2 separate regions of the Homo sapiens genome follow, and region 2 is linked to region 1. The links are chromatin loops, found by intact Hi-C in ENCODE. Cell type or tissue: IMR-90. All regions are shown on one strand. Links, peaks and the distances in the headings refer to the core of each region. The heading gives the core; the rest is flanking DNA.

The links. Hi-C counts contacts between places; a loop is a spot of excess contacts. Peaks named below come from ENCODE experiments on the same cell type or tissue, not always from the same donor. Only the 100,000 strongest peaks of a DNase experiment are listed, where the experiment ranks them.
Region 2: it touches region 1 in a loop (13-fold over the local background); 15 of 110 quality-filtered maps call a loop at or near these places.

What each region holds. Positions count from the first base shown.
Region 1 is chr5:33,464,238-33,477,172 of GRCh38, reverse strand. It overlaps TARS1 (threonyl-tRNA synthetase 1), which reads right to left. Exons shown (of 19, transcript NM_152295.5): 18 at 10,188-10,302; 19 at 9,087-9,613. The coding sequence ends at 9,465. Among named protein-coding and RNA genes, the nearest start is that of TARS1, 30 kb to the right of the region's middle. In IMR-90, for the core only: a CTCF peak has its summit at 6,422 (motif pointing left); a DNase peak (open chromatin) is centred at 6,392; H3K27ac peaks cover 133 bases.
Region 2 is chr5:33,962,972-33,975,906 of GRCh38, reverse strand. SLC45A2 (solute carrier family 45 member 2) reads left to right here. Exons shown (of 7, transcript NM_016180.5): 3 at 11,891-12,216. It also overlaps the pseudogene PSMC6P3. Among named protein-coding and RNA genes, the nearest start is that of SLC45A2, 15 kb to the left of the region's middle. In IMR-90, for the core only: a CTCF peak has its summit at 5,871 (motif pointing right); a DNase peak (open chromatin) is centred at 5,886; H3K27me3 peaks cover 355 bases.

The DNA of each region.
Region 1 (12,935 bases), core at 2,866-10,865:
TGAGTCCCAGGTCCGGCTGGGGTCAGTTGGCTACCAGAATGCGAAAGTCTGAAAAAAATCTCAAAAGATCAATCTTAGGTTCTACAATAGTGATGTTATCTATAGGAGCAATTGGGGAAGTCTTGAATCTTGTGACCTCTGGCCACTTGACTCTCAAGCAGTAATGGATTACAGAAACTGTTCCTACCAGAATCCTAGCAGAATTCAGGCTCCTCCCATAATCCTAATTTCATGGCCTTTCATTAGTTTACAAAGGTGGCTTTGGTTCCTAAGCAAGTAGGGAGTTAGTTTTAGGGAGGGACTATTATCATCCTTGCCTCAAAGTTAAGCTATAAACTAAATTCCTCCCATGGCTAGCTTGGCCTACACCCGGGAATGAGTTAGAACAGTCAGCCTGTGAGCCTAGAAACAAAACAGAGTCAACTTTGCTAGACTTCTCTCGCTGTCATAATTTTTGCAAAGGTGGTTTCCACATACATGTAAAGCTAATAAAATTTACGTGCTTTTCTCTTGTTAATCTGCCTGGTATTAATTTGATTTCTAGACCCAGCTAAAAAGCCCACTAAGACCTAAAAGGGATCCCCTAAACTACATTTGGGGAATTTCCCCCATTATTCATCTTCTCTTCAAGATGGAAGCCTTCCACCAACTTCCCTTAAAACTAGTGCACAAGGAGCATTATTTTCACTGGGAAGAAGAAGGTACTGGGCGAGTCCAGTCAGCAGAGAGATGCGGCTGGATCATGATGGAGATGCCAGCTTTCATAGGCAGCATTGGCAAAGACGTGAAGGCAGAGAGAGTTGCCAAATGCAACACAGAGTATCTTTGGTCTTTGGCAAGCACCATTTGAATTGTGTGGTGAGAGCTGAAGTCAGAATATCAGGGACACAGAATACACTGGAATAGAAAAGATGTTGGTACTTTTAGGTTTATAGGTAGAAAGCAATTAGGGAAGAAGTTGATGATATATAGGGGATAACTGTTGAATCAGGTATGGGAGCAGATGAAAATAATAGCATTACTTTTTGTATACTTTATATAAGGCCCACTGATTGCTATTACTGATTCAATGAAAGAGGTATGTATTTGTCCATTCTCACATTGCTATAAAGAACTGCTCAAGACTGGTTAATTTATATAGAAAAGAGGTTTGATTGACTCACAGTTACGCATGGCTGGGGAGGCCTCAGGAAACTTACAATCATGGTGGAAGGCAAAGGGGAAGCAAGGCACATCTTACGTGGTGGCAGGAGGAAGAGAGAACAAAGAGGAAGTACTCTACACTTTCAAACAACCATCTCTCGTGAGAACTAACTCACTATAACAAGAACAGCAAGGGAGAAATCCACCCGCATGATCCAATCGCCTCCCACCTGGCCCTTCCTCCAACACTAGGAATTACAATTCCACCTGAGATTTGGGTAGGGACACAGAGCAAAACCATATCAAGGTTTTATTCACATTTTATGGGTAAGTAAAGAGGTTCAGAGAAATTAAATGGTGGGTTATCCAACTAAGAAGAGACAGAATAGCAACTCAACTGGCTCCAAAGCTCATTACCTTGGTTCTATATCAGAGGATCGAGAGGTCCAGTAGAATGGTTGGACTTAAAAGGAGGGAGAAGACCTCATTTACTGGAGGGAAGGAGGGAAACACTAATACAAGTTTCTAGATTTAATGAAGTAGGAGGAAAGCAAACAGTCAGCTGATAGTGCAGGGAGTAGACGAAAAGTGAAGTGACATTTGAAAATATAAAGTTATGTGCTTTCTATAGGCTCTTAGGGAAATTCAATCTTGGGGAGACGTAGGTATCTGAAGAACGTAGTGACAGTTACTGAGGGACTTGAGGGACTAGATAAGGAAACTACATATAGAGATAAATTATGGTGCAGCTGAAGCTGGAGATAACAAATTGGAAGTAGCTCCAGTTCTTAAAATTCTAGACTGTTTTCTCTAACAGTGCTCAGTCTCTTAACTGTAGAATTTGGAGAAACATTCAGCATTTGTTCAATGAATCAAGCAGGACATGGATGCATGGAAATTGGGATTACTGGAAAAAGAGGTTTATAAGTGATTGGCCATGGAAATTAAGGCTTATTGAGGAAGAGAAACAAAAGGGGGACAGGGCAGGAGACAATCAGGGGTGGAAGGTTGGGGAACAAAGGAATTAAAAGACCAGACATGGCAGAGGACTTTTGATATGGTTTGGCTGTGTCCCCACCCAAATTTCATCTTGAATTGTAGCTCCTATAATCCCCACATCATGGGAGGAACCCTGTGGGAGGTAATTGAATCATGGGGGTGGTTACCTTTATGCTGTTCTCATGATAGTGAGTGAGTTTTCACAAGATCTAATGGTTTTATAAGAGGCTTTTCCATCTTTTGCTCATTTTTCTTCTTCCTGCTGCCATGTGAAGAAGGACGTGTTTGCTTCCCCTTCCACCATGATTCTTAAGTGTCTTGAGGCTTCCCCAGCCCTGCGGAACTGTGAGTCAATTAAACCTCTTTGCTTTATAAATTACTCAGTCTCCGATGTTTATTCATAGCAGCATGAGAATGGACTAATACAACTTTTTAAAATTTTAATTTCCAATTTTTTTTAGAGACAGGATCTCTGTTGCCCAGGCTGGAGTGCAGAGGTGCAATCATAGCTCACTATACCCTGGAACTCCTAGGCTCAACCAATCCCCCCACCTCAGTGGCCTGAGAAGCTGGGACTACAGGCGGGAGCCACCAGGCCCAGCTGTGGCAGAGGAGTTTCAACCCTGTTTGCTCAAAATTAATCTTGAAACAAAGACAGAAGAAGTTGTCCATCTTTGGACCAGAAATCTGACCACAGTAATTCAGTGAAGTTGGCTTTTATTTCTGTCATACAAAAATGCAGAATTAGGCAGTCCAGGTAGATTCAGTGCATCCACCACATTATCAATAATCCAAACTCTTTCTATCATCCTGTTCTCCACTAACCTGTGGTTTTCATTTTCATGGTCACCTTGTAGTTGCAAGATGGCTGCCGGATTGCCTTCTAAGCAAAAAGAGGAAGAAAGGCAAAGAAGGGCAAATAAAGGGCAAAAATTTATTCCATTTAGTAAGCTTTCCAAGAAACACTACCCAGGGACTTCCACTCCTATCTCACTGGCCAAATCTATCTCACGGGTGCTCCTAGGGCACACTGTCTTCCTCAACTAAATCTGAGTGCAAGAAGAAGTTAGTGGAGCAATAAGCAGTCTGACATGCCAGGAGACATTTGTAACCCCAAACCACAATCTCTGAAGATTGCCAACAAAAAGAGTCAAACTCTGTAAAATATTTGAAGAGACTTATTCTGAGCCAAATATGAGTGACCCTGGCCCAAAACACAGCCCCCAGAGATCTTAAGAACATGTACCCAAGGTAGTCAGGCTACAGCTTGATTTTATACATCTTAGGGAGACATAAGACATCAATCAATACATGTAAGATGTACATTGGTTCAGTATGGAAAGAGAGGACAATGCCAGATGAGGGCTTGCAGGCTATATATGATTTAAAGATTTTCTGATTGGCAATTGGTTGAAAGAGTTATTATCTAAAAACCTGGAATCAATAGAAATGAGTGTCTGGATTACGATAAGGGGTTGTGGAGACCAAGGTCCTTCTTATGTATAATAGACAAAGCCTCCAGGTAGCAGGCTTCAGAGAGAATAGATGGCAAAATTTTCTTTTAAGATTTAAAAAGGTGCCAGACTCTTAATTAATTCTCTCTGGGATTAAAGACTTGGAAAGGGAAGGGGATTCTCTGTAGAATGTAGATTTTCCCTTATCAGACAGTTCTGCAGGGCCATCTGAAAATATGTCAAAGAAATATATATTTTTAGGGTAAAATAATCTCTTTCAGGGCCTGCTGTCATGTTGGTATCTTATTGCTAGAAAAACTGTTTTGTCAGTCGTTAAGGTCTCTGTTTTAATGTTAATGCAGGTCAGTTGTGCCTGAATTCCAAAGGGAGGTGGGTACAATCAGGCATGTCTGAACTGCCTTCCCATTATGGCCTGAACTCGTTTTTTAGGTTAACTTTGGAAGGCCCTTGGCTGAGAGGAGGGGTCCATTCAGTTGATTGGGGGGCTTAGAATTTTATTTTTGGTTTATAAGATGGAAAGTGAATGGGGTATCAGAAAATGATGCAATAGACAGAGTGAAGGTCAAATTTAAGCACCTGCAAATGGCAGGAGGGGTAACAACAACTAGCAAGGCTATTTGCCCTCAAGGCATGCTTACAATATGAAAGAGACCAAAATATCAATAAACAAACTTAAAAGAAATAAAAATGCAGCATGCTGAATAAAACTTCAATGTGATTAAAATGAATGCTCTAAGGAAATAAATCCAATCCAAGTAACCAAAACAGGATACATTGATATATAAACAGAAACACTGAAAACTTAAAAAAGAAATACAGGTGAAAAAATTTAAAAACACAATAGAAGAATAAATGGGAAGAGAAAGTTAAGAAAATATCCCTTAAAATAGAACACCTAAATAATAGAAGGCCCATTAAGGAGAGAACAAGGTAGGGAAGGAAACCACCAAAGACTAAATACAAAAGTATTTAGAACTGAAAGATCCAGGTCTCCAGAATGAAGACTGCTCACCACGACGGAAGGCAAAAGACTGACACAGTCATGAAATTTTAGAATATTAGGCCCAAGAAAAGACATCTAAATCTTTCAGAGAAAAAAAATGACTGGTGGCATACAAAGGTATGAAAATAAAAACGGCTTCCTCATAAAAACACAGGAAGGCAGAGGAAAATGGGGGCAATTTCTTCCAAATGTTAAGAAAAAAAGTCATTGTGTTGCCAAGGCTGGTCTTGAACTCCTAGCCTCAAGCAATCCTCCTCCTTCAGCCTCCCAAAGTTCTGGGATTATAGGCATGAGCCACTGTACCCAGCCACAAAGAAAACATTTTACTGTATTATTTATTTATTTTTCAAACAGGGTCTTGCGCCCAGGCTGGAGTACAGAGGCATGATCTCAGCTCATTGCCACCTCCACCTCCTGGTTCCAAGCAATCCTCTCACCTCAGTCTCCTGAATAGCTGGGACTACAGGTGCATGCTACCATGCCCGGCTAATTTTTTATATTTTTGGTAGAGACGGGGTTTTGCCATGTTGCCCAGGCTGGTCTCGAACTCCTGAGCTCATGCAATTTGCCCACCGTGGCCTCCCAAGGTGCTGGGATTACAGAAGTGAACCATTACACCCAGCCAAAGAAAACATTTTTTATTTTTTATTTTTGAGACAGGGTCTCACTCTGTCACCCAGGCTGGAGTGAAGTGGCACAATCTCGGCTCACTGCAACTTCTGCCTCCTAGGTCCAAGCGATTCTCCTGCCTCAGCCTCCCAAGTAGCTGGGGTTACAGACATGCGCCACCATGGCCTGGCTAATTTTTATATTTTGCGTAGAGACGAGGAATCACCACGTTGGCCAGGCTGGTCTTGAACTCCTGGCCTCAAGTGATCCACCCACTTTGGTCTCCCAAAGTGCTGGGATTACAGACACGAGCCACCATGCCTGGCCTAAAGAAAACATTTTAAAAGAAAAGAATGATTATTAACTCCAATAACTCATACAGAAAAGTACTTTAAAAAAAAGTAATCATAGAATACAATACTACGTGGCTTATTAGAGCATAATATTTATGGTCATAATAACAAAGGCACCTAATATGGATTTCACAAAAAATTGAGATATGACATCATAAGGATGGAGGGAAGAAATAGATTGTGAAATAAATTCCTCATTTTCTGAAACAGGAAGTCAAGAGAGGGGTTCTAAGAGTAATGAAAAAAGAGACAGCAACAATCAGGCATAGTGGCTCACTCCTGCAATCTCAACTATGTTGGGGGCTGAAGTGGGAAGATCATTTGAGGCCAGGAGTTCAAGACTAGCCTGGGCAACGCAGTGAGATCCCATCTCTATAAATAAAAAGTCAAAAAAATTAGCCAGGCATGGTGGTATATACCTGTAGTCCCAGCTACTTGGGAGGCTGAGGCAGGAGGACTGCTTGAGCTAAGGAGTTTGACGCTGCAGTGAGCTATGAGCCACCACACTGTGGCCTGGGCATCGCTATTAAAAATAATGAGATTGCAATAGTATTTAGAAATAGGAAAAGAGATATACACTGGTGTGTCTGAAAGTGGTTGCCTCAGCAAGAGGAAGAGAGATGGAGGTCAAAAGGACAAAAAGTTGGTTTCCTTATAAGCCTTTTTTCCCTATTTTTTATTTTTTATTTTTTTTTTAGGCAGAACAGAATAAGGACAGTCAGAGTGGGAATGACGGCCTTCTATTCAAAGTGTGTTTCTCAACATCAACTGGGAGCTTGTTAATACAGTGTCTCCAATCCAGCCCAGACCTACAGAATCAGCCTGCATTTTAACGCCATCTCCTGGTGATTCATATGGCCATTGTAATTTGAGAAGCATTTGTCTAGTAGTCACAGTGCAGGGGGCCTGAGATAAGGTGCAGGTGTCTATCGCTGTAGTAAAGGTGAGGAACTGAAGCAAGATTCATGAAGTACACAAGATTCTGAACTCAGCCCATCATTTGAGGTAACTTCACCCTTTACCCTTATACCTTCTTAACATCACTGCTGTATTTCTGGCAAGCCTTAATCTTGTTTCTCAAATTTCCTGCCCTGGTCATCACTTTTTTCACCATCTGGTTTGAGTTTTACCTCTCTACTTCGCAAAATCTATCTTTACAGATTTTGTCACGTGGCAGTTGCAGGTATTATTGTTCTCAAATTGTTCCTGTTTATTTAATTATCAAGACCATATAACTCACAATAGACTAGATGCTCAAGAAAGCTTAGCAATTGGGTTCTTTCAAATCTTCAAGTTATATGCCAGAACTGATGCATGAAGAACTGTAAGCAGATCAGTCTCCACTGTCCAGGAAAGGGAGGAAAACAAAATTACAGATAAGAACTTAGATGGCGTAAACCCACAATTATAGTAGCTCTTAGAGAGTGGTCCTGGGTGTGGTAGCTCTCACCTGTAATCACAGCACTTTGTGGGGCTGAGGCAGCAAGACTGCTTGAACCCACGAGTTTGAGACCAGCCTGGGCAACATAGTAGGAACCTCATCTCTACAAAAAATAAAACAAAAAAAAAATTAGCCAAGTGTGGTGGCATGCACCTGTAGTCCCAGCTACACGGGAGGCTGCCGTGGGAGGACCACTTGAATCCGGGAGTTTAAAGCAGCAGTGCGCCCTGACTGTGCCACTGCTCTCCAGCTTTGGTGACAGAGCAAGACCCTGTCTCAAAAAAAAAAAAAAAAAAAACCCCACACAAGAACCCTCCCATCAAGACAGTGGCCCTCTAATGATTCCACTAGAAGTGAGGACTAAGCTAAGTAGGTGTTAGTTAGATCAAGAGAAACCTTTGATTTCCAGTCCCACTAAACTATGTCTTTATTACACTTTTTTATCCCAAGTTTTGAAAGATTTATAAAGCTTCTCTAAATGTTGAGTCTGGTTTAAGTATAAAATTAAGTTTCTTTCAGACACATAAAAATTACAACTCTATCACAAAAGTTAATTTTAAAGCTGTTCAGAAGCAAGGCTTAATTATAAAGTTTCAAAAGAAAAGCCCTCTATGATTAAAGATCTTAGCTCCTTTATTAAAGTGAAAATTAATCTATGCAAATTAGCTTCTCTTTGAAGTGACCCTTGTGTATTAGTCAGGGTTCTCCAGAGAGACAGAATAGGATATATGTATATATGAAAGGAAATTTAGTAAGAATTGACTCACACAAGCACACGGTGAAGTCCCACGATAGGCTGTCTGCAAGCTAAGGAGCAAGGAAGCCAGTAGTGGTTCAGTCCGAGTCCAAGCCTCAAAAGCAGGGAAGCCGACAGTGCCATCTCCAGTCAATGGCCAAAGGCCAGAAGGCCCCTGGCAAACCACGGGTATAAGTCCAAGAGTCCAAAAGCTGAAGAACCTGGAGTCTGATGTCCAAGGGCAGGAATCATCCAGCACAGGAGAAAGATGAAAGCCAGAAGACTCAGCAAGCCAACTTAATCCCACTTTCTTCCACCCGCTTTGTTCTAGCTGCACTGGCAGCCGACTGGATGGTGCCCACGCACACAGAGGGTGTGTCTGCCTCTCCCAGGCCACTGACTCAAATGTCAATCTCTCTGGCAACACCCTCACAGACACACCCAGAAACAATAAAGGCATCCTTTAATCCAATCAAGTTGACACTTAGTATTAACCATCACACCTTGCAAACAAGCTATTTGAGATTATAGCACTGACAAGATGTTGCTTTTTAGGCTGGGCGTGGTGGCTCACACCTGTAATCCCAGCACTTTGGGAGACTGAGGCAGGTGGGTCTCTTTTATCCAGGAGTTTGATACCAGCCTGGGCAACATGATGAAACCATCTCTATAGAAAATACAAACATCAGCCAGGCATGGTGGCACATGTCTTTAGTCCCACCTACTTGGGAGGCTGAGGTTGCAGTGAGCCGAGATCATGGCACCACACTCCAGCCTGGGGGACAAAGGATCTTGTCTCAAAAAAAATTAAAAAAAAGATGTTACTTTTAAAATATCATTCTAACAAGGAGGAATTAGTATTTATCCACATAAGAAATTATTTACTTTGTGCTGTCCTTTCAATCACCATTTATTGGTAGAAGATTTTGAAAATGATCCCTTATGAGAAAATAGGGAATTTGTAAACCAAGTGATTCTATGGTCCAGAACAGTCTGCCATAAACAGATATTTCTCTGAAGATTCACGTTTTATCTTAAACATTTGTGCAAATCTACTCTGTAATAGATCCATGGTAGTTTTTGTTTGAAAAGGTGTCCATCCAACATTAAGTAAAAATGACACTCCCAAAAGTGTTTATCCTCTGAGAAGCCAGCACCCAGCTCACACCCAGTTTATGAATAGCATTATGATGCTGCAGACCTACCCCGTCTCCATCCACCCTGCATTATATTTGCTGTAAAACTGTAAAGATAAATACTGAACCACATTATCTGTCTCAGGCATGTATGTGTACATGTGAGGGACAGAGCAGTCTTGAAACTTATGTGAATAAATTTTTTTTTTATTTTTACACCATAATCCAATTCTAGTTATCTTAATTGAATTTGAAAACTTTTTCAATTGCATTAAATTTACAAAAAAGTTCTCCCACATTACACTAAAGCATTCCTCATGTTTCACTTCCAGTACTCAGATACTGAATGAGTAAAATCATTTTATTGGCTCTCTTTTAATTAACTCCTTCAAATGCACATTGTTTAAAAACTGACTAGGTCAAAAATAGTTACGCCTGCAGGTTGACCTATTCAGACTTTGCCAAACTCCTCCAAGTTCAATATAAATTGACGTTTTCAGAGTACAAAGTCAATTTTACGGAAACGCTGTTCCTCCTTTTCCATGGAGCCAATCTGGGTAATTTTTTCATTAAAATTCTTCTTCTGCCTGTTTGCTGCGGAACTCTTTGAGCTGCTGTAGCCGCTCGATAGTTTCAGAAATGGTGCGTTCCCCGTGGACCTTATTGTCTCTTGTGCGGATATTAACAGTGCCACTGATTTTCTCTTTTTCACCAACAACTAAAACAAACACACAAAGCTTTGTCAGACTTAATCTAAAGATATGGAAGAATTCACACTGAACATCTGAAAAGAAATGATCCTAGGACCCAAAACCTACCCCATAGCTTCTGATACATTAAAAGGTACAAGTGACCATGTGTTGATATTTAAAAGAAACTCTTTGCAATATCTAAAACTACTGTGCTTATGGAGTCAATCTAGACAACGTAACAACCAAATAATAAAACCCCAAACATCATGAATATCTTTTTTCAAGTAATCCCACATAAGGCATTATCTTGAGAAAGTAATCCAATAGATGTGTTTAAAAGCAATGCGTCTTCATTCTTGTTATAATAGCAAAATATTTTCTCACAGACATCCATGATTTAAGTGAAAAAAAAAAAAACCCAGTATGTATGCATGAGCCTATTTTTATAGTTATTATATATTAAAATATATAATAGAAAAAAAATCAGGACTGGAAGGAACTAAATAAATTCTTGATTACAATTCACTTAAACCTGTCTCAAGGTTTCAGTAGATTTTCCTGAGGTGTGGCAAATTTTCTTTGGTAAGTTTCCATTCTTACCTAAAATGAAGTTATACTGTGCTAACTGTGCATTTCGAATCTTTTTATTCAATGTACAGCCTGGATCCAGATCAATGTCTGCCATGAATTTGGCATCGTGGAATTGTTGTCGTACCTATTGTAACAGAGATACAGAATTTGTCAGATCTAAAATCAGAATTATATTTTGATCTCACATGATTTTACTGAACACAGGGATCAGGACTTCTTGGATGAACTTCCAGGAATTTAAAGCTGGCAAAACTGTCTTAGATAATATTATTCACTGCCATTATTCCCCCCTCAAAAAGGCCAGCTCCTCTTTATTACCTCAGGTCATGTGTATTAAGTAAACAATGTTTTCAGTATTCTTTTCCAAAAAAGCAATAAACTAGATTACAATTTATTAATTTTACATTAACTAGATTAAACTTCCCATTAACCTGATAACATATTAACATGACAAAAAGACCTAAATGAACAATTTTATTTCACTATCATTTCATATGAACCTCAGATTACAGATGTGAAAAATATCACACGATCAACACCTGAAAGAAATGATCTTCAACTGAATAAATCTTAACTTCTGAGTATCAGAAAGTTTTTTTTTTTAATCAGGTTATCAGAGGCATTAGTCCCTTAACTTTAAAATAGAATAATATTTAATAGTCTAAAAGTAATTTAGATTAGAACAAATTAACAATGAGTATAAAAAATGTTTCTGTTCAGCCTGCTATGAGAGTTGGGCATTTTACATTCAAATCACCCCACACGTGGCAGAAAACTGTTTCCTTACAGTGGCCATTAACCCAAAGGAAGAACAGGAAAGTTGGAGGACGCTGGTGTTCCTTCCTCATCTCTGCCATAGAGACAGTACCATTGGGCTTTCACGCAAAGCCATGTGAGCAGTGACGGCCTATCCTCTTTTTGTAGACGCAGAAGTTACACTGTCTACTAGCAGAATCACCATCACAATTCCACCCAGACCTCTTAGAAGGGTCAGAGTTTCTGGAAATCCTGGTCAGAAAGCAGAATGAATTTTTCCAGGAAAACATCTTAAGTACAGCTGAAGGTGAAATAGTAACTATCATACTCTACTTAAGTATCATGAGTAAAACCAGCAATCTCTGGTTGACCTGGGTGACGAAATATTTCTTTCAATTTTTGATTGAAAAAGATTCTAAATGATCTACAACACATTCATTTCTCAAATGCGAGTTATGTGTAAACCAAGGGTTATTTATGTATGTCAAATGTTTATTTCTATAAGGCATACTTTTTGAAACAATCTAAGTGACTTTGCCTATACTGTGCACAAGTCTTAGCATTTTAACTAGATTTTTAAGCCACAGTGATCACGAACCAATTAACCTGTTGACATTTTATTACACCCATTTCAGAAGGGTTGTTACAGAATTTTAGAATGCCAAGATAGGTCTACATCTTCAACTTATAACTACTTTAAAGAATAAGGCATCAGTTTCTTCATTTTTCTCAACATGGGTCCTGTGTGTGCACGTGAGATGGGCAATTCTGCAGTTGGGGAAGTGGCCTGATAATTACAGGGTGTTTAACATGTCTGCTCTATAGTTATTAGGTATCAGGAGTACTGCCCTGTCTTCTCTCCCCGCAAAAGAAAAGCTTACCACCACATAATCTGGAATGCCACCTACCCGCAAAGGGAAATGGGGAAGTCAGTGCTGTCTCCAGTTGAGAACTCAGTTAACCAATACAGAACTTCTTCCTACTGTGTGAGTTTTCACATACAAATAAGACAAAGTGCACTCAACCATGGAACATAACTTTGATTGTCATCATTTGTAACTAAAACTACTGAGTGCAGTAACAGGAATAGTCTGAATGGTTTATCTATTAGATGGTTTAGTGTTCACTTCATTTTTTTTATTTATTTATTTGTTTTTATTTATTTATTTTTTTGAGATGGAGTCTTGCTCTGTCACCCAGGCTGGAGTGCAGTGGCATGATCTTGGCTCACTGCAAGCTCCGCCTCCTGGGTTCATTCCATTCTCCTGCCTCAGCCTCCTGAGTAGCTGGGACTACAGGTGCCCGCCACTGCGCCCAGCTAATTTTTTGTATTTTTTAGTAGAGACGGGGTTTCACCATGGTCTTGATCTCCTGACCTCGTGATCCACCCGCCTCGGCCTCCCAAAGTGCTGGGATTACAGGCGTGAGCCACCACGCCTGGCCCACTTCAGTTTTTTTTTAAGAGATGGGGTCTCACTATGTTGCTCAGGCTGGAATGCAGTGGCTACTCACAAGCACAATCATCACACCCTGAACCCTCAAAGATCCTCCTGCCTCAAGCTCCTAAGTAGCTGGGACTACAGGTATGCATCTCCATGCTCAAGTTCATTTATTTCTTAAGGGTAATTAAGAACTGAGTGTGGTTTATTCTGATGGTCTGAAGACATGATGGTTTTGATGTTACAGTATTGTTCACTCATCAACTTTTAATAATTTGAAATTCCTTAGTATGGAATTTTCACTATGGCAGAACAATGCTTTAAAGTGAAGTTATGAATGGCTATACATTTGTTGGTAAGTTAGTTTTTTTGGTAGAGAGGCAAGACATTGGTCTGCTATACTATTAACCTGAAAAAATTTCAACTACCTGAAGAAATTTACATTAAAATGAAGCAAAATTACTCACTGAGTCAAAGAGCAGCCTAAACTGTATTTTGAACGGGAATTTACCTACCATACTGAAGTACCTGATATCTGCTAATCTGGTTTTTTAAAATACTA
Region 2 (12,935 bases), core at 2,250-10,249, 500 kb before region 1:
GGGTCAGGGAGAAGGAAGGGGGAATGGGGAAAGAGCCTACATTCACTCTTTAAATGAAGAAAGCAAATCTGCCCTAGAAACCTCCCCTCTCCCAGAGCTCTGCTTGTTTCTCATTAGGCAGAATTGGGTTATGTGAGCATTCAGTGGCCTAAGGAGGTTGAAAAGTGAGGGTTTTGCTGGGAGTTGGTCATGTATCTCCCTAAACCACATTGGGGTTTTATTAGCAAAAAGGAAGGAGCAATTACAATTGAATAGACAAAGCTGGTAGCTATCACATAAAATGCAAACACAGTTGAATGTTAGCTTAATAAGAATAATTAAAGACCAAGACTATTATAAGAAAATGAATTAGAGCTTTTAAAGTCCCATATATGAGTAAATAATTAAAGGATAATTATATTTTGGAGTGATATACATGCCTGCTCGCAATTTTACCTGATCTGCACATTTGTTCACTCTCTCCCCTGTATTGTAATTTACAAGGTATTTATCTACCCCTCCTGCAAGATTCGTAAACTCTCCCATGAGGGTTTACCTGCAAATTCCCCATGGCTTCTAATTCATTGCCTTGCTGTTAGCAGGCACTTAAACATGTTAGTTGTGTAAAAGGAGACCCGAGGGTTACATAACCCTGTTTATAATTCATGGTTTTAAATGACACGACAAATTGCATCAATTAGACAAATATGCTCATTTAATTACTTTGTCTCATGACCAGCACTGAACCCCGAACCTCAGCCGACTGTCTCCCGTGCATGTCTTTGCTCATATGGAAGCAGCAGAGGTTGTGTGGATGGCTCAGAGCAATTTCTTTCCCCAACTAGAAAAACAACTTAAAACATCTTCCTCTTTTAGGACAGTGCAGTGGAGTCTCTCACTTTGTTTAAGGCTTAGATTCTAAAGTCCCCAACTCAGTGACAATGACAATCGACATTATTCGTAAATATCTCTCAGATTACTCATAAAATACAATATGCTTTGTTTTGTGTGTACAAACCTGCACATATATATATGCAGATTTGTCTCTCCTTTAATGTTTACTCCTGAAATTAATAGAATTACCCATACTATTTAAAATGTTACTCTTGTCTTTCTTGCAATCTCTCTCTTTCTCCCTGTGTTCAAAGTGTGAATAGTTGAATTCTGGTGAGTTAAATGTGGGATATGTGATCCCACTGTGGTATCCTCACTCTGAATGAAAAACTGCATTAAAAGATGAGTGAAAATAACAAGCAGGGCCTTGTCCCTCTGCCCTGTCTTTGCATACATGCCAAACTTTTTGAATTTACATGCCCTTGACAAAGAGATAACTACAGCATTCCACTTGAAGCAAACGTTTTCCGGCAGAGGCATGTTCAGTGTCAGGGCCCATTTTGATTTTTCATCAACAGCAAAATATTATTCACCCAAGGAATCCAATCATCCCAGTAAACTGAAATTCTTTTTTTTTTTTTGTTTCACTGCTGTGGTTCTGTTCCAGCATTTCCAAATGCTTCATAAATAAGCATCCAAGGGTTCATTACCAAAATATTTCCCAGCATATTTCTGACATTTTTTTGGGATTTTCTAGAGAAAAGACTGTACTGGCTCCTAGGGAGACATTTAATTCCTCTAGCTTCTATCTTTCATATTTAAAGGCAACTCTATCCTCCTCCATCCCTGGCATATGTGGTAGCCATGGTAGGTTTGGTGGGTCCACCCGCATCTTCTCACCACACAGATCCTTCACTCCTGGGTGCACCTGAGGCTGTGGAACCGAGTGAGCTAACAGAGTGGTACTCACCAGGGAAGACTGGAAATCCTTTTGTGCCCAGGGAGTCTAACCAAGCGTATTTCTGCTACTTGAACCCAAGACTTTGCTGTTCTTAGCAGTGGGCTTTCTTGCTTGGCGGGAGGCTGGGATCAGGCATGACAGGAAAGGCCAGCCCTGTTCAGCTCCTGGTTCCTCCTATTCACTGCAGAGTAGCCTCAGCATTTCTGAGCTTTCTTCATTCCTTCACAGGCTTGCAAATCTCTGCACCATGTTAGTTAATAACCACCTTGCAAGGGTCACAGGCACAGCACAATGAACCATCTAAAGGATTTCATCTAACCCAAAGAGATGAAACGCCAAATGTTTATATTTACTTGATTTCCGCTATCCTCACTACGCCTGCAAACATTTTATTTGTAATGACTCAGTGAGAAACTTGCCCCATTACATCCTTGGAAGAAGAATGGGTAACTTGTCAGATATCAACTTCTTTTAACTTTTGTCTTTTAATACTTCAAAGTATGCACAAAAAATGCGAACATGCAACAAATGCTCTAAATAGCAAATAATTAAGGGCTAAGAAAAGAGTCTTAAAAACGAAATTGAAACAAGAGACTCTTTGACTAAACCTTTTACACAGAGGAAAGGAGTCACTTCATGTTTGAGACTGTTTTAACCTTTTCTCTTTTTCATCTTTAGATGAGTGGTTTTGTTTCATCAAACAAAACCTTTGAAGTTCCACCCATGGTAGACTTTCACATCTCCTCATTCAGGCAGCTTGGAAAGGATATGGCCAGGGCAGAAACCAAGGATACAGGGATTTCAGCTTGTGGATAAAAAGGGTGATTTATGCAATTTAGGGTGATTAAGTCTCCAAATTGCCATCTCTTTTCCATTCAAATGGGATCAACACAACTCTCAAAGAATCTCCAAGTCAGATTAGAGAAGTGGGAATCTGGGGGACTTTGTCCTCCCTGTTTCCTCTGCTCGAAAGTGCTTTCCCAGGTACCAATTGGCAGTTGGCTTTTGGCCTCCTTGCTTTGTTACTCTGATCGCAAACACACACCCCCAGCCCTGACTCCCATCACAGAGGTACCCATCATTACTTGACACTGTATTATTTTTTCATTTATTTATTTCTGTAGGTCTGAATCAAACAGATTTTATTCAACTTTTTAGAATGAGGGAAACAAATGATATAAAATAAGTCACAAAAATGCTTTCTTATCCTACTACCTCAAACCATTTTCAATGTTTTACAAAATGCTCACCTAGCAAATACGAAAAGTTTCAACACATTCTTCTCTTGTAACTTCTGCTGCAATAAATGCGATATTAGCAAACATACATACTTCCATATCAGTCCTAAAAGTTGGATTACTGAATTATTATACTAATTTGTATGATGTTACTCATATTTTTATTCATACACTTTTAATGAGATCATTGGCAATACGTATAGTATTTTCTTTAACTTCACTTTCACATTAAGCCAATGTCTTTTATATAGCCATCAAAAAGTAAATTACACAGGTTTATAGTTCAATTTAAGCTCTAGCGTCTTAGAATCAGCCACTTTCTAACCTTTCATGATGCCTTCCTGCTTTGCAAAACCATGATCAGCATGAATTGCAAACATACCTCCTTCAGTACAAGCATTTCTCAGGTCTCCTCCATTAAAGTCATCTGCAAACTTCACAATTACTCCATAATTAATTTCACCATACTTTGTAAGGGGACTTGCATGGATTTTCAACGTGTCTAATCTTGCTCGTTCATTTGGCAAATCAATATGTATTTTTTTCTATCTAATCTTCCTGGATGCAGCAAAGCAAGATCCCGTGTATTTGGTCTGTTGTATTTTAACTCTGCGCAGAGTATCAAATCCATCCATTTGATTCAGTAACTCCATTAAAGTTCTCTGAATCTCTCTGTCAGCTGAAGTACCCTTGGAAAACCAACAACCATCAATAGCATCTAATTCATCCATAAAAATGATGCATGGTGGATGGTCCCTGGCATAATTAAACATTTCTCTGATCCAATGAGCCCTTTCACCAATGTGCTTGTCTACAATAGAACTAGATACAACCTTTAAGAAATTGCAGTCCTGGCCAGGTGTGGTGGCTCACACCTGTAATCCCAACACTGTGGGAGGCCAAGGCAGGTGGACCTGGGCACCATGGTGAAACCCCATCTCTACAGAAGATACAAAAATTAGCTGGGTAACTGGGTGTGGTAGCTCTCACCTGTAATCCCAGTACTTTGGGAGGCCAAGGTGGGTGGATTACCTGAGGTCGGGAGTTCGAGACCAGCCTGGCCAATGTGGTGAAATCTCGTCTGTACTAAAAACACAAAAATTAGCCAGGCATGGGGGTGCATGCCTGTAATCCCAGCTACTCAGAAGGCTGAGGCAGGAGAATCGCTTGAACCCAGAAGGTGGAGGTTACAGTGAACCAAGATCACGCCACTGCACTCCATCCTGGGCAACAGATGAGACTCCGTCTCAAAATAAAAAATAAAAAATAATTAATTAACTAATTAAAAATTAGTTGGGCATGGTGGTGCACACCTGTGGTCTGAGCCACTCCGGAGGCTGAGGTGGAAGGATCACCTGAGCCTGGGAGATGGAGGTTGCAGTGAGCCAAGACCACAGTACTGCACTCCAGCCTGGACAATAGAGTGAGACCCTGTCTCCAAAAAACAAAAAAAAAGGAAAAAAGTTGCAGTCCAGCTGGCCAGCAATAGCTTGTGTGCCAAGAGTGTTTTTCCTGTTTATGGTGGTCCACATAACAAACAGCCTTTTGGAGGTATTATTCCTACAAGTTGGAATAACTGGGTTTGTAAGTGGTAACCCCTCAATTCCCACATCTATTCTGATAGCCCTCCAATCTCAGAATAAGAAACATCCCAGGATCCTCATGAGACATGTTATAAATCAGTGGCTCCACCTCTCTTGGTAAATATCTCATGATAGTTAGTGTAGCCCTATCCAAAGCAACTCTTGTTCCTGGCTTCAGCTACTTTTGTGAAGCTGTCGACGACAACTCCCAACACATCTTGGTCCATCTGCAGCTTTAACAATGAATTTTTCTTCAGTTAATTGTTTAAGCATGTTACTCACAATCTGCCCAACACTTTTTAGGGCCTTCAGATCATTTTCAGACTTTTCATACGGTTTGGTAAATTCTTTGAATTGTTCCCTTAGCTCCTTAAGATGGTGCCCATCTCCATGCACTCTGGCAGCTTCTTGCTGTAGTCCTGAAATATCTTATCTCTAGGGTCCACCATGATGAGAAGTGCTATTTGTTTATTGTTTATTGTCTGTCTCTCTAACCATCACATAAACTCCTCAAGTACAAGAACATTGTGTTTCCTGTTCATTGACCACCACTATCTTGAATAGTGCTTGGAATATGGAAGGTGCTCAAAAAATATTGGTGAGATGGATATTCAGTTTTAACATCTTAATTTTATTAATGATTAAGCTGTGTTGTTGAGAGGTAAAGTGGCTAACCCAAGGTCACACAGCTGGTTAGTGGTAGACTAGGGGTAAAACCAACCAACCAACCAACCAACCAACCAACAAGCCAGTCAGCCAACCAGCTAACCAAAGATGTGGTTCATGAGTTAGTCTGGATTCCTCTAAAAGTTGAACCCCAGAGGTTTGTATACAGATAGTTTATTTGGGAAGGGATTCTAGAGAGCAAGAGTAAGGAAATGGTGGACAGGAACAGGCCAAACAATAAGCATTACAGAGCTGGCTCTGAGGAGGCTTAGGAAGGGCACCAAAGAACTCTCCATGTAGGGGATGAATGAGGGAAGATTAATCCAGTCTGTACTGACTGACTAAGGGTGGTACCATGGGTTTTGTAAGCCCTGAACCCCAGCTGTTTCTGTCTTCCCTCAGTTTAGGCACCATCCAGATGCACCTGTCCAGTGCAAAGCTGGCCGGAGCTGGCTTAGATTTGGTCACTGCAGCAGCTGCTGGAGCAAGGGAGGCAGGTGGGGACCGAGAAGGTTTGCAGTGGCTCACAGGGGCTGTCTAACTCAGCTGATGACTTCTAGTCTGCAGCTTTTTCATTCTAGCATTTGTGCCCTGTGCTCCCTGGTCACCACTAGGAGGAGTTAAAGCATTTTGCAAAACGCTTCACGGTGTGCTGAGCCATTACAACTTAGAACTGGAAATATTAGTTCTGTAAACTTTAAGAAAGCTCAAGACAGCCATAAATGGCTCCAGAACGAGGCCAATTAATGCCTGACCTCCTGCACAGCCTTTTCTTCCTGGGATTCTTACTGCCTCCATGGGGTCTGACCAGGAAATGAGGCACCTATCTTCTTGCTCTTGGATCCCTCAAGCCTTCCAGGGGAGGCTCTGCTCCTCTCTTCCCACCCTCCAACTCTAGCTAGGCCCATCAAGCAGGCAGCAAGACCATCGCCGCCTAAGGGATTTACCAATATGTGTGCACCCATCATGAATGCTCTGTCTAGCCTGGGAAGCCTGGTTCTTAAAGCACATTTTCTAATGAATCTACTCTCGATGCCTTCGCAGCCTAAGGGCTTTCGGAACTCTGAAGCAAGACAAACCATTCTTATTTCTCTGCTCTCTACTGTTACATACTGTCCTCAAAGCAACGAGGCATCCTGGCCCAGCTTAAATGTGAAAGAAGGGCCCAATGAGAGAAAGGGATGCCAGGATTAGAGGTAGGTGGATGGAAACAGTGAGCAATATTTTAAATATATTATCTCAGCATCTTTGAAGAGAAAAGTTGCTTTGTAAACCTAAAGAAATATCAGATCAGCTTGTCTGGTCAAGCTGGTCTTTGACCAGAGCATATGTATCATTTTTTTTTTATTTTAATTTAAAATTTTTTTTTTCTTTTCATTGGGAACACAACACATGTATCATTTTGACTGCTTTTTCTGTACTCAGCCTCCAAGAGGGCAGAGGTCATGTCTGTCTTGCTCATTGATGTATCTCAAGTGTTTAGCACAGTTCCTGGTGAAGATAGGTGCTCTAACAATTTCTATTGATAAACAAATGGGTCAAGGACACCACACACACACACACACACACACACACACACAGAGAGAGAGAGAGAGAGAGAGTAGCTGGTACTTATGTTAACTGTCCAGGATTTAGTATGTACCTGGTGGGAATAAGTAGGAAGCATGCACCTAATCTGACACTTTCATTGCTATTTTTTTCAACATGTAGAAAAGAATCAGAACGACTTTCTCATGAACCCCATGGGAAGATGGGAGTTCTTTAGTCTGTCCTCCTTCAGAGGTAAAGTAGCAAACAGCACATAGCTAGCTCTCATGACTTGAGCTGTGTCAGCCCTGGTGCTGAGCTTGCCAAGCCACACACCTGATGCCTGCAGGCAATTACAGGCAGATGGTAGGTGCAGAGTTTGATTTAGATGGACTCTCTTGAGTTTCCTTTCATCCTTTAGATTCCTTGGTACTGACAGTTTACCAATTTCCCATTTTACCTGTCATAGTTGTGGACTAAAGACAATTTTTTACATATTTCTATATATTTGGACTTCTTCCAGTATGGGCCACTGTTCAAGTTGCATCATTAGTTATGAAATATGACATCTGTCTTCTAAAGCCATTTATTCTGCTGAGTTTGACAACACAGCCTGGCTTGGTGAGGAAGGGGCCAGCTGGACCACTTCTGGCCCTTCTTTGTAAAAGCTTGTTATCTAATGTGGCAGCAGATGTCCTCCGAATGCTCTGGCTTATGGCTTGCCCAATAGCCTGGTGATTGATTCCAGTGGCCTCACAGAGGCTGATTTTGGCAGCAGAGGTAAATACAGTCTGGATGTAGGTGTGGGAGGTGGTAAAATGGTAAAACTATCAGCCTTTATCATAGCGCAATTAGGTTTTGTTGGGGAGATTGTCTTTGAAGATAAAACCCTTGGCTTAAGAAGAAGAAGCAAAAGAAAGGCCTTTAATGAATTCCTGCAGCCCTCTACTGGCCCTCATCATATCTGAGGCAGCAAATAGATAAAGTTTAAATATTTTTTTCCAGTGTCTTAATATTCTGTTAGGATAATTCCCCCAGTGGCCCACTTTGCTTTCCTGGCATGTCGTGTTGTACTATTCTAACTTGCAGCTACAACTACTTCAAAACAGTAGCTTTGGGACAAATAAGACAGTTCTTCCCTTTTTTTTTTTTTACCCCCTTCCCTAAGATAAGAGAGTGCTAATAATTCTCTAAGTTATAGATTATGTCAAGGTTTTAAATTAACACATTAATAAAGGAACCAATGGGGAAGATATAAGAAGAGTTTCCCCCAGGTTCTTGCAGGAAATGTGTGTGTGTGTGTGTGTGTGTGTGTGTGTGTGTGTGTGTGTGTGTCTAGCAAAATAAAAAATGCTAGACTAAATATGAACCTGGTTAACCTTCTACAAGACAAGGGGTTATAAAAGTATAACCCCTCTGTAATACTTTTGGAGTAATTTCCCTACCAGGCAACAAAAACCCTATTCATATCTGCAAACTACCTTAATTTTACAGGACTGCAAATCACTGTGCTTTATCAGTTATGAATTGTGGGTCAAATATCCTGTGACAACAAAGTACCATTTCTCAAGAAAGGAAGTTAGTTAGAAACTGCTGTCACCTGGCCACTCAAAAGAGTGATGCTTGGCCCAGCAGCATTGGTGTCAGTGGTGAGCTTGAAAGAAATGCAGAATCTCAGGCTCCACCTTAGACCTTCAGAATCAGAACTTGCATTTTAACAAGGTGCCCACATGATTTGCGTGCACATTAAAGTTTAAGAAGGCTGCTCTAGAGGAATATTTTAAAAGTCAAGCAGTTGCAATTTTTACACTTTCCAAGTTTGAGATATATTTTACTTTCTTGATACTTGCTACATGCCACAATAGGGTCAGGGGTAAGCCCAGGTCTCAGCCCTCAGAATAATCCATTAGTTCTAATCACTGGGCCTAAAATGACTAAATCCTTTCAGCAAGTTCCAGGCAGGCTGCCTTCAGCCAGTTCAGTGCAGTAGCTATCTTCTGCTTCTAGGGGAGGCTTTGGAATTAGGGTTACTATAGGAAGTCAGCAGGGAGCTCAGTTTTGGGTCTGGTTCTGCCATGGTATGTGCTGGGGCTTGACGTGGATTATTTGCATTAATCCTCACTAAATTCAGATGAGGAGGCAGCACCACCCTTGTTTCTCAGAGAAGTGCCCAAGAGCATGTGACTAGAAAGCACAAAGATAGGAATGGAAATCAGGCACGATTCCAAATCTCTTCTTCCCTCTGTGTGGTCTTCCATCACAGAGTCACTAAAGCTCATAGCTTTCTGATCTAACTCTTCAAATCTCCTTTTACATCCAAAATTTTTGAATTCATTGATATATTGAACTCTTATAACTTTCATTGCTAATGAAGAGAAATCCTGTCAGATTTACTAATAATCGACATCACCTTGTTACTATTAACTAGCACCAATAATGACTCTTTGAAACTCCTCTGTACTCTGAGTACCCAGCTCTGAGTTCTAGCTTATCATTTATTACTGTTTTGAAAGTAGCTTCTCCGGTGGCGGGCGCCTGTAGTCCCAGCTACTTGGGAGGCTGAGGCAGGAGAATGGCGTGAACCCGGGAAGCGGAGCTTGCAGTGAGCCGAGATTGCGCCACTGCAGTCCGCAGTCCGGCCTGGGCGACAGAGCGAGACTCCGTCTCAAAAAAAAAAAAAAAAAAAAAAAAGAAAGTAGCTTCTCCCATTATGTGCTTCTCCCACTTGAAACCACCTTCTGGGGAAAAAAATGGGAAACTGTGTCTTTTTTATGTTTATATCCCCAGAAGTTTGTAGAGTCATTTACATATATTTAGTGTTCGATACATGTTTATTGAACTAAAGTAAACCAGTAGACATGCAACTGCATCAGGAAACTCCCCAATTGTAGGACTCCATTTTCCAAATTAGTCTCTAATACAAATCCATCATTATATGCATATCCTTATATTTTTTCCATAAAATAAAACTACCATTCCATTGCACAGTGGAGGATTTATTTCACATATCAATTCTTTCAAATGAGCAGGGGTCTTCTGCTCTATATTCTTCCAACTGAGGCAATGAGTAATGCTCAGTTGAACAAAAATTTGAAAGATAGAGGCATAAGTGATAAGAAATTGAATGGCAATGTGAAAACCCTTGATCTGTTTACAAATGATAGTTTCGAAAAAGGAATGTGTCTGTCATAGGGTTGACTTAGGTCAGGGGTTCTAAACTAGGGGCCACTTTTCAACCTCCTTCCCTCAGAGATATTTGGCAATATCTAGAGACATTTTTGGTTGTCGTAATGGGTTGGGGAGCAGACTTAATACATTCTTATTGGTTGATTGCTTGGCTTGACGCATGACTTCTGATACCTTCTGCCTCTCTACAATTGAATAGTCATTGTCTAATAATAACCAGAGGCACTACAAATCCCAGAACATTCTTCTGAATCAGTCGTAGAGTGTGGCTGTTTCAGGACCTTCTCTTTCTCTCAAATCCTGGGCACTTCACCATCATCTGTCCTTTATCTGTTTATGTATATGCTCATCACATATAACTAGGCCATAAATTTCTTGCTTCCAGAGACTATATGTCTTACTTCACTGTGCCCCATTGGCCACAGTTTCTTGTAATTCTGCCTTAAAACACTTCAGCATTCAGGACATGCTAATGATGCTTTATTTTTGGAATCCAATGATTAGATTGTTGGTCCTCCTTAAATAGGCTCTATGTTAAATTGCAACTAACCAGAATATGAAGTGACCAAAATTGTCTACTCTCTCACTAATTTGAATAAATTAGGATTCATGGTACTTGACATTCAGGTTTGTGTTCTTGAGGTCAGAGTTTATGTAACTTTAGATGTTTAGGGTTAGAGAGGAACTCCTTTAGTTCTATTTTCTTCCTTGATTCTCTAGCTTGTGAAGATATTGTCCTTATCTGAGAAATAAAATAGAGACTTCACTCATACACACACACAAAAAAAATCAAAAACAAAAATGAAAGCTGATCTGTTCAGCTAGATAAGTTGTGGTTGGTAGGCATGATGGGAGTTTGACGTTTAAAGAATTTTGACAGGAGGATCAGTCCTACATAAGTTTGTGACATATGTAGTGGATGTGTCCAGCACTCAACTCTTTAATTCCCTCGACATCCCATAATATGTCCACTGCCCCCTCCCCAACCATGCTATCTCCCCACCTTTATCAGAAGTCACTGATGTCTGCACCAGAAGGAACATCTGAGGAACAGTTACTACTTTGGTGCTGAGTAATTTCTTGCCCATACCAGGAACACGTGTATTTTAAAACAGAAACTCAAAAAAGGAATAACTAATAATGGGATTTTAAATATCAGATAATTAGGATTGAATAGATTTTGAGGAGCCTTTCCTCAGTATCCCTCAAGTGACACAATGTTTAAGCCTGAGAAGATAAAACAAGCACCAAAAAGACCTCAGGTTGGAGTCCTGGGAAACGATAATAGGATTTTTAAAAATTCATGTTTAAACTTTTGTTCTCATTATTTCCTGTTCCCAGCTATCAACTGGGAACAAGTACCTTGAGCTTCTAATAGAGGAAGAAAGACAGCTTTTGAGGGTGTTTCATCTTTGCAAGCTTACGTCATCCCAGGAAGCTTAATAATAAGAAACTGCAAGTCATTTAATTTTATTGCTGCCAGAAATTGGTTTTCTTTGGGGCTTTTTCTGGTCAGAAATTTAAGTTCAAAAGCAGTCTAGAGAATGCACTTTGGAAAGGTCACAGTATCTCTGATGGTAGCAATACTTAGTAAGCCCTTGCTATGTGTCTGGCCCCATCCTGAACACTTTCTATTTTCAAATCATGACCCTACTAGTAGGTTACTCTTTTACTATTACCTCCATATTCTGGGTGAGGAAGCCCAAGATCACAGCAAGTAAATGCTAGAGCCAAAACTTGAACCCACATTGCCTGGCTGTGTGTTTTTCAGCCTCTTGCTGTATTGCTTTTCCAATTATATCCAGGTTGCCTCTGCTGTCTTCAGGGAGTTTTCCCACTGAAGGGGAGTGTCTATGCATGAGGAAAATGAACGATAATTTGCTAAATATGCTAACATAGCTTTTCTTGCTTTCCAGGTTTTGGAGGTGCCCTGGGTTACCTTTTGGGTGCTATAGACTGGGCCCATCTGGAGCTGGGAAGACTGTTGGGTACAGAATTCCAGGTCATGTTCTTCTTCTCTGCATTGGTGCTCACTTTGTGTTTTACTGTTCATCTGTGCAGTATCTCTGAAGCCCCACTTACAGAGGTTGCAAAGGGCATTCCCCCACAGCAAACCCCTCAGGACCCTCCATTGTCATCAGATGGAATGTACGAGTATGGTTCTATCGAGAAAGTTAAAAATGGTTACGTAAATCCAGAGCTGGCAATGCAGGGAGCAAAAAACAAAAATCATGCTGAACAGGTAAAGATGCAACATTTTTTCTTTACAAGGGAAAATATTCTTGCTCTTTGTTGTTGTTGTTGTTTTTTTAATTGTTTGTTTTGTCTGTTTGACGAGAAGAGTTTCATGGGGTCTAACTGAATTCCCAAATCCCCCGTAGCTATCATCCCTTGGAATTAAAATTTTATATCTCAAAGAAAAATGTCTGCATTTTCCTCTGGTCCTCCTGTCTCTTACTCCTCTCAGGTAGCATCCAACCAGGGAAGATGAAGCCAGTTGAGAAAGGTTAGGCAACAAGAGAAGCCTAAAATCATCCTTAGGCCAGAAGAAATATCCCCTTAGATTAGGATCATAAATTAGAAATTTTTTCCTCCAAATGGTAGCATCCTTGGGTTGGTGACTGAGTTGGGCATATCGAATTTGCCTGTCATGAGTTGATTGGATATTTTCGTTCATTTTCAGCGAACTGCACAGTGAATTCATCAGCTTAAAATTTGAAATAAAACTCAACTAACTGCCAGAGAAATGAGACCATGTTCAGATGAAATGATCAGAGAAGAGACTAGAATTAAGCTGAGCAATATAGTAGCTAATAATCCCGTGGGGCTATTTAAATTAAAATAAAAATAAAATTAGAACTTCATTTCTTCAGTTGCATTAGCTACATTTCAAATGCTCAAAGGCCCCATAGGGCTTCTAGCTAAAATATAGGACGTGCAGATGTAAGACATTCCCATCAT